Regions from separate parts of the Homo sapiens genome. Here region 2 is linked to region 1. A link is a loop called in an ENCODE intact Hi-C map of the cell type or tissue named here. Cell type or tissue: gastrocnemius medialis. All regions are shown on one strand.

The links. Hi-C counts contacts between places; a loop is a spot of excess contacts. Peaks named below come from ENCODE experiments on the same cell type or tissue, not always from the same donor. Only the 100,000 strongest peaks of a DNase experiment are listed, where the experiment ranks them.
Region 2: a loop joins it to region 1, with 4 times the contacts of the local background. A loop is called at or near these places in 6 of 110 quality-filtered maps.

The regions. Positions count from the first base shown.
Region 1 is chr3:177,292,242-177,296,241 of GRCh38, reverse strand. LINC00501 (long intergenic non-protein coding RNA 501) reads right to left here and starts at 1,800. Exons shown (of 2, transcript NR_047465.1): 1 at 1,745-1,800. RefSeq lists an enhancer at 1,371-2,570. In gastrocnemius medialis, no CTCF peak of the experiment used is centred here; a DNase peak (open chromatin) is centred at 1,871; H3K27ac peaks cover 2,611 bases.
Region 2 is chr3:177,039,395-177,043,394 of GRCh38, reverse strand. All of the region lies in intron 10 of TBL1XR1 (TBL1X/Y related 1), which reads left to right. All of the region lies in intron 2 of TBL1XR1-AS1 (TBL1XR1 antisense RNA 1), which reads right to left. Among named protein-coding and RNA genes, the nearest start is that of TBL1XR1-AS1, 4.0 kb to the right of the region's middle. RefSeq lists a silencer at 1,525-1,769 and an enhancer at 3,180-3,474. In gastrocnemius medialis, no CTCF peak of the experiment used is centred here; DNase peaks (open chromatin) are centred at 1,804 and 2,164; H3K27ac peaks cover 2,923 bases.

The sequences.
Region 1 (4,000 bases):
ATGACATTCTGAGAAAGGCAAAACTATGGAGACAATAAAAAGGTTAGTGGTTGTCAGGTCTTGGGGATTAGGGGGAGGATAAACAGGCATAGCACAGAGAATTTTTAGGGCAGTGAAAATAATCTGTATAATTCAATAATGTTCAATAATTCAAGGCATGTCATGCATTTCTCCAATCCCATAGAATGTACAACACCCTCATATGCAACTGTGAACTTTGGGTAACAACAGTGTGTCAATGCAGGTCCGTCGACGGGAACTACTGTTCCACTATGGTAGGGGATGTTGATAATGGACGAGGCTATGCATGTGTATGGGAAGGGAGTATATGGAAAATCTCTGTACCTTTCTCTCAATTTTGCTGTGAGCTTAAAAATGCTCTGGCCGGGCGTGGTGGCTCACACCTGTAATCCCAGCACTTTGGGAGGCCGAGGCTGATGGATAAACTGAGGTAGGGAGTTTGAGACCAGCCTGACCAACACAGAGAAACCCTGTCTCTACTAAAAGTACAAAATTAGCCAAGCGTGGTGGTGCATGCCTGTAATCCCAGCTACTCAGGAGGCTGAGGCAGGGGAATCGCTTGAACCCGGGAGGCAGAGGTTGCAGTGAGCTAAGATCGTGCCATTGCACACCAGCCTGGGCAACAAGAGCAAAACTCCATCTCAGAAAAAAAAAAAAAAGTAAAAGGACATGATTAGAGAAAATTGAAACAGCCCAAGTCACCAAATTCCTAAAGAAGTGATATCTGGTTCTATAGTTGCCTATCAGTGTGTTAATGTGTAGGTGTGGAGGCCTGGCTACACCCAACACCTACCTGGGAACCAAACAATTCCTACCAACTAATTCCTCCTTTTAATTCCTAGAGTTGTTGCTTTTCTTTCCCACACCTTTATTTACTCTCCCTCCCTCCTGGAGGAGGAGTTGAGACATCTGCAGATACACCTTCCTGGGAAGGTAACCGGCTAGGTCGTGGGAGTTTGAAGTCCAGCCCAAGCCCTCATCCTTATCTCATTGTCAATTGTCTTATAAGGAAATAGTCCAGGCACAACAATGTCTCCTCTTCCTCCAGGTCATGAGTTATTTCCTTATAGACCTTTTCTAACCAGTCTTACCCTTAAAAAAGGAGCTGAAGAACAAACCTGTGCCATTCTTGATGTGAGATGGGGAAGATTTGGAGGTACTGACCTGTGGAGTTTCCATTAATATGTAGCCGTGCACAGTGGCTCACGCCTGTAATGCCAGTACTTTGGGAGGCCGAGGTGAGTGGATCACCTGAGGTCAGGAGTTCGAGACCAGCCTGGCCAACATGGTGAAACCCCGTCTCTACTAAACACAAAAAATTAGCCGGGCATGGTGGCTCATGCCTGTAATCCCAGCTACTTTGGAGGCTGAGGCAGGAAAATCACTTGAACCCCAGAGGTGGAGGTTGCAGTGAGCTGAGATTGAGCCATTGTACTCCAGCCTGGGTGACAGAGTGAGACCCCATCTCAAAGAAAGAAAAAACAAAGTAATTACTCTCCTCATATAGTTGAGCATAAATTCAGCTAGCATGGACTTGGGGTTCTGCTGACAGGCCTCCATAATATATGCACAATATGTCCATCCAGAATGCATAAATATGGAGTGCATACCTATAGAATTACCTGCCTAACACGTCTTTTCTAAGAATGTATTTCTTCCCCACCCCGACTCTCACAACTCCCACTCAGGTACATTTTTACCACAGGAGTCACTTTACACATACCTTAGGGCCCTGTTCCCCGGTCATTGTTCATTCACCCACAGGTTAGCACTGGACTTAAGCTGGGCCACAGTCCTGCTTTGTGGCTCATAGCCTAGGGATGACGAGCAAGCTGAACTAATCTCTCTTCACTGGCTCCACATTTATTAATAGATATGAACTCACATGCTCCTGGCAAGCATGTCCTCCACTAAGAGAAGAAAGCCACTCTGAAATGAGAGAGTGAAGCCAACATTCAGAGGGGAACATGAGATGAGAAGAATCCTGACAACCTTCTAGTGTCTGGCTTTCAGCATTCAGAACCCAGCTGCATCTCTGCTCTTCCTGTGTCTTGATTATTCAATTATTCCTAGAATTCTATTTAAAAAACAAAAAACAGATCAAAAGAAAATACTGGAATCGGTTGGGTGCCATGGCTCGTGCCTGTAATCCCAGCACTTTGGGAGGCCAAGGCGGGCAGATCACCTGAGGTCAGTAGTTCCAGACCAGCCTGACCAACATGGAGAAACCCCATCTCTAGTAAAAATACAAAATTAGCTGGACGTGGTGGCAGGCGCCTGTAATCCCAGGTACTAGGGAGGCTGAGGCAGGAGAATCGCTTGAATCCGGGAGGCGGAGGTTGCAGTGAGCCAAGATAGCGCCATTGCACTCCAGCCTGGGCAACAAGAGCGAAACTCCGTCTCAAAGAGAAAAAAAAAAGAAAATACTAGAATCCTTCCAATCAGTTGCCCTTCTTACATAAGGTAGTTTATGTTGGGTTTCTAACATCTACAACAAAAAGTTCCTAAAAATTATAGAATGTGACGCTCTTCAGTGCTCAGATTGTGTACTAATGAGACATCACCTGATTCCTGGGAGAAGGAAGTGAGATAATGAACGCAGGATTGCTTTGTCACCTATACAACATGATTCATCGACGATCCTTCTGAAGCCCTTACATTCAACTGACTGAAAATAAAAATTTCTGCTTAAAGACCAAAGGGTTTGCCATGCTTTATAATTTTCTTACTTTTTCATACTTTCTGTAATATCACTTTTTTTGAAATCTTGAGAGTTACCCAGTCTCCTTTAGATTAATAGAAACTTGACTACAGAATCAATGCATGTTATATAGGCACAAGAATACCATTTGTAGAATAGCCTACTGTGGCACTTTCCCACCCCTAATGCCTGGACTCTGAGGGATCTGTGAAGTGGGCAAGACATTCTAGGGTTATTTTTAGCATTTTAAAATCTCTAGCTGGCCGCAGTGGCTCACGCCTGTAATCCTGGCACTTTGGGAGGCCGAGGTGGGTGGATCACAAGGTCAGTAGTTCAAGACCAGCCTGGCTGACATGGTGAAACCCCGTCTCTACTAAAAATACAAAAAATTAGCTGGCCGTGGTGGCAGTCACCTGTAATCCCAGCTACTCGGGAGGCTGAGACAGAGAACTGCTTGAACCCTGGAGGTGGAGGTTGCAGTGAGCCGAGATCGCGCCATTGCACTCCAGCCTGGGCGACAAAGCAAGACTCCATCTCAAAAACAAACAAACAAACAAAAAAACTCTAACGACAATTGTACTTGCACCATATATCTATTTACACAAGTTAACCGTAACATCATATTTCTTTGCTTTGTGCTAAAATTAGATCAATTCAGTCTTCCAGCTGACTAGCTCATGTTGCCCAAGTTCTAATTGGCTGTTGATGATACCCCTGGCATTGCTCTGGTGAAACTTGTGGATCAGACTGTTATCAGGTGGTAATATCCAAACAATACCCATAGTAGAATTGACCTGCAGGGAAGCACAGGGGTGAACAGCTGAAATTAAGGAACCTGTGGCAGTGAATATTGCCTATCCATTGCTATGTTTACATATCTCTGTGAATGAGATAAATATGTTTCTATTTGCTAGGAAAAGATGTTCAAAACATGAGAAAAAAGGGGAGAACAGGCTGGGTACAGTGGCTCATGCCTGTAATCCCAGCACTTTGGGAGGCCGAGGGGGGCCAGATCACGAGGTCAGGAATTCGAGACCAACCTGGCCAACATGGTGAAACCCCGTCTCTATTAAAAATACAAAAATTAACCAGGCGTGGTGGCATGCGCCTGTAATCCTAGCTACTGGGGAGGCTGAGGCAGGAAAATTGCTTGAACCCAGGAGGTGGAGGTTGCAGTGAGCCGAGACCACACCACTGCATTCCAGTCTGGGCGACAGAGCAAGACTTCATCTCAAAAACAATAAGAAAGGTTGTGGGGGAATACAACAAAAGGGGCCT
Region 2 (4,000 bases), 250 kb after region 1:
AGATAAACAGTCAATTCAACAAAACATTTTAAAATGATAATGCATTTAATAACACTGTTTCAAAACATATGAAGCAAAAACTGATGGAACTTCAAAGGAAATAGAAATTATTGTGCTTCCAATTGTTGAAGACTTTAGTATTCTTCTCTCAATAATTGATGGACTGAGAAGATGGGAAGAGGGAAGTAAGGCTATAAACGATTTGAAGATTATCCGATAACTTGACCTAAATGACATTTATAGCAACAATGGAATTAAATTAGAAATCAGTATTAGAAAGCTCTCTGGAAGAGCCCAAGTACTCAGGAACCCACACTTCTAAATAACTCATGGGCCAAAGGAGAAATCAAAATTAAGTTAGAAAGTTTTATATTTGACTAGAGATTTTATAAGTTAATAATATACTGAAATCCATTGAATTGTATGCTTTAAACAGGTGAATTGGTATGTGAATTATATGTCAATAAAGGCTTTTTTTTTTAAAAATAAAGTCAGTAATAAATGCATCCTTCTTCGCTCATAGGTTCATTCCTTCTCTTTTAAAATTATGGAGGCTACATGGGTTAATGAAAGTAAATCAGAAGAGGGGTGGAGCAGACAAAAATGTTAACTTTAGCTCCAAGATTTTAAGAAATTATTTAACTGGGAAAATTAAGTTTTCATAGCCTCTTATGTGTAAAATGAGATGGGTATTAGTGAACACACTTCTCTCACTTGTCAGGTACATAAAATTTTTTTTTATGTTAGATATTTCTTTCTAAAGAACTTGTACTATCAAGACTCATTTTAAGAGTAAATATAAAATAAGGAGGTATGTGTTCTTTGATTACATCAATCTATAAGCACTGTATTTTATGAGGCAGGCATATCACAAAAGCGTTAATCACACAACCTACGTTGCAACATTTCCTACATCCCAACAATCTTGATTTGGTTATGTAGTTTGGTTTTGTTTTTCTTTTATGAACCTAATAGCGTGTTTGTTTTAATGCTACTTTTTGTTTATTTTAGCCTCCTCTCTAACATTTTGCAGGCTGCCCTGTATAAAATTAACACCTCTGGAACATCCTGACATATATTTGGCCTTGTGAATAACACTTTAATGTATCTTTAACTGTCTTCTAATTGGATTTTTCAGGCCTCCCTTCCCCATTTTTTTGCACTTGTTAACAATAGAAAGATTACTAACCAAAAAAATTAAAATTTTTAGAATTGTATTTTAAGTGATAATACTTAATGTCAAAATGAAAGTGCACAGTCAAAATGAAAGTGCACAGTAGTTACTGAATTAGGTTCCATGGAGGAAAACGACGTGTAAACTAGACACTCCAATAAAGGGAATTTAATACAAAGAAATATTTGCAGAGGTGTTGGGAAGAGTGAAAAACTAAGGAATAGGAGGTAACCAAGAGACTAATTGAAGGAAGTCTAAGACTCTAGAGGAGAAGGCAGGACCTGATTGTCCAGTGGGGACTGGGTTGTAGAGGATAGGCTGCCTGGCAATGCTCGACACCCAGCCTGAAATGATGGCAGTCGTGCTTGTCTTCTTACTACTCCTAACTTTGGACTCCTCACTTTGAACTCCTGACAGTGTCTTACATTGTATGAACCCATCTGGAAACCACTAGGCACAGGAACCCGGGACATAACTTACAATAGCCCTCCTGGGTTGCACATCCTAGCAGGGCAGAGTGCAGTAAGGAACGAATGAGAGTTGACTGCCAAATGAACAGGACAGTCATCCACATTGCTGTCAGAAATGGTGATACACACAAGTAGAGGCAGAGTTCACACATCATGCGGATAAAGTTGGCACATATTTTTGTTTACTAGTTGATTTAGGTTGGGTTTCTCCAAAAGGCAGGCCCTGTGCCAAACATTTGAGTGAAGTGACTTATTGTGGAAAACCTCTTAGGAGAAATAAGTGAAGAAATATGGGAAGCAGGATGGGGGGGAGGGAAGAAGCCAAGGAAGGAAGTGATTCTGGTGAAGAAAGGCCCAGTCTCAGCCTGGTGCAGAGGGGAGCTTGCACCTCAAAGTTTTTCTTACATTGAACCAAGGGTGCTAGGTCTTTAGATCTCTCCTCCCTCCCTCCTTCCCAAAAACATACACAACACCAGCTTGGATACAGAGCAGCAGAGCAAGGCAGTTCTGTGAAGTTTGTCCCTGGCAGCCCTTAGCAGTGAAGCACTCAGCTGGGAATTGGACACAGCACAGGCAAAAAGGCTTATGGGCAGGAAGAGCAAACACCAGCTAAAGCAGTGCTGCTTCATGACTAGAATAAAAATACAGCCTGCAACTTACTCAGCCTGACAACTCTGAGGTGTGATTTTTGACTATGTTTACTTTGTTGGGAATTCTCATAATTTGAAATTTTGTATAAAAGGTGAATTTATGTTAATAATTTTATATGGCACTTTGTTAAAAGGTTGATTGAGGGAGGATTAAATATTTTAAAAATATAGTTATTTGAAATTTCATGTAACCTCCATAGTAAGTTCCCATTAAATCTTTTCTTTCCAGTCTGTTTCCTTTATGAGCTTACTCTATCCAAGTGGTGTCCTGATACCTAGTTTTTCATTGTAGAAATATACCCAAAACTAATTATTTTAATGTCTGGTCATATTACTACAATTCGCTTCTTTGTTCTTTAGTACTTAGTACTTTTAGATTTGGGGCTTACCTGATTTGTCTTTAGCCAGGCAGTGAAATCAATTTCACTCTTTCCTGTTGTACTTTATCTTTTAAAAAAAAAAAATCTCAGTATAGTTCTGATTAAAATTTCCTTTCTGAGTCCTAAATGCTTTAAATCTTCTTTTCCCATTCTTTTTACTTCTCCTATCCATAGTTACAAGTTCTTACGCATGACATATCTCTTGGCTGATAAGTTTAACTGCTTAAGCACCTGTTTATGTTTCATTTTTAACATAGCCAGTTACTATTATGCTTGGATATACACAATGAGGGAGTTTGTGGCTTTGTTTTCCCTTTCCACAGACGTCTCTAATCTCCTTTATTAAATGCTTTGTATTTCTACTAATTAGTATACATAGCTAAACTTTTTGTTTTTGTTTTTTGAGACATAGTAGTCTTACTCTGTTGCCCAGACTGGAGTGCAGTGGTGCAATCACGGCTCACTGCAGCCTCGGCCTCCCCAGCTCAAGCAGTCCTCCTGCCTCAGCCTTCCAAGTAGCTGGGACTATAGGCATGGACCACTACACCTGGCTAATTTTTTATTTTTTAGAAATGAGGTCCCACTGTCTTGCCCAGGCTGGTCTCAAACACCTGGGCTCAAACAGTTCTCCTGCCTTTGCTACCAAAGCGCTGAGTCACACCTGGCCACACAGCTCAACTTTAACTCTCCTGTTTTTCCCCTTTAAGTTTTTTCTTTAAATTAGGGTTGACAAACTTTCACTAAAGGACTTGAAAGTATTTTAGACATTGTAGGCCATAAGATCTCAGTTGCCACTAATCAGCTCTGCCCTTGTAGTGAAAAAGCAGCCATAGGTAATATGCAACTTCATGCATTTGTCTGGGTTTCAATAAAACTCTTATTTATGGACACTGAACTTTAAATCTCATTTTTCCACATTTGTATGTCTTCCTTTGATCCCCTCCTCCCCCATTGCACTATAAAAGCCATTCTTGGCTTATGTGCCATAGTTTGTCAACCCCTGCTTTAAATGCAGTCTTTGATATGCTTCTGTTGCCTAACCCAGTTACTCACTATTATTACCATAATCTGTGTTGCTAATTACGGAGATCTTTTGCACCTTGCAGCAGGAGACAAGGATGTTCAATAATTTCAGAGCTAAACTCAAAGTATTAAATGCCAGCCTGCTTTGGGGCTTCAGAGATTTTTAAATTCATTGATTTTAAGGGGCATTTGATTTTAAGAGGTGTTTGACAAGAACAGATTTTAAGAGGTATTTGGCAAAAGTTGCTTAGAAGAAAATTATTTGCAAATCATATGCCGTATTCCATTTGTTAGTTGAGTAGA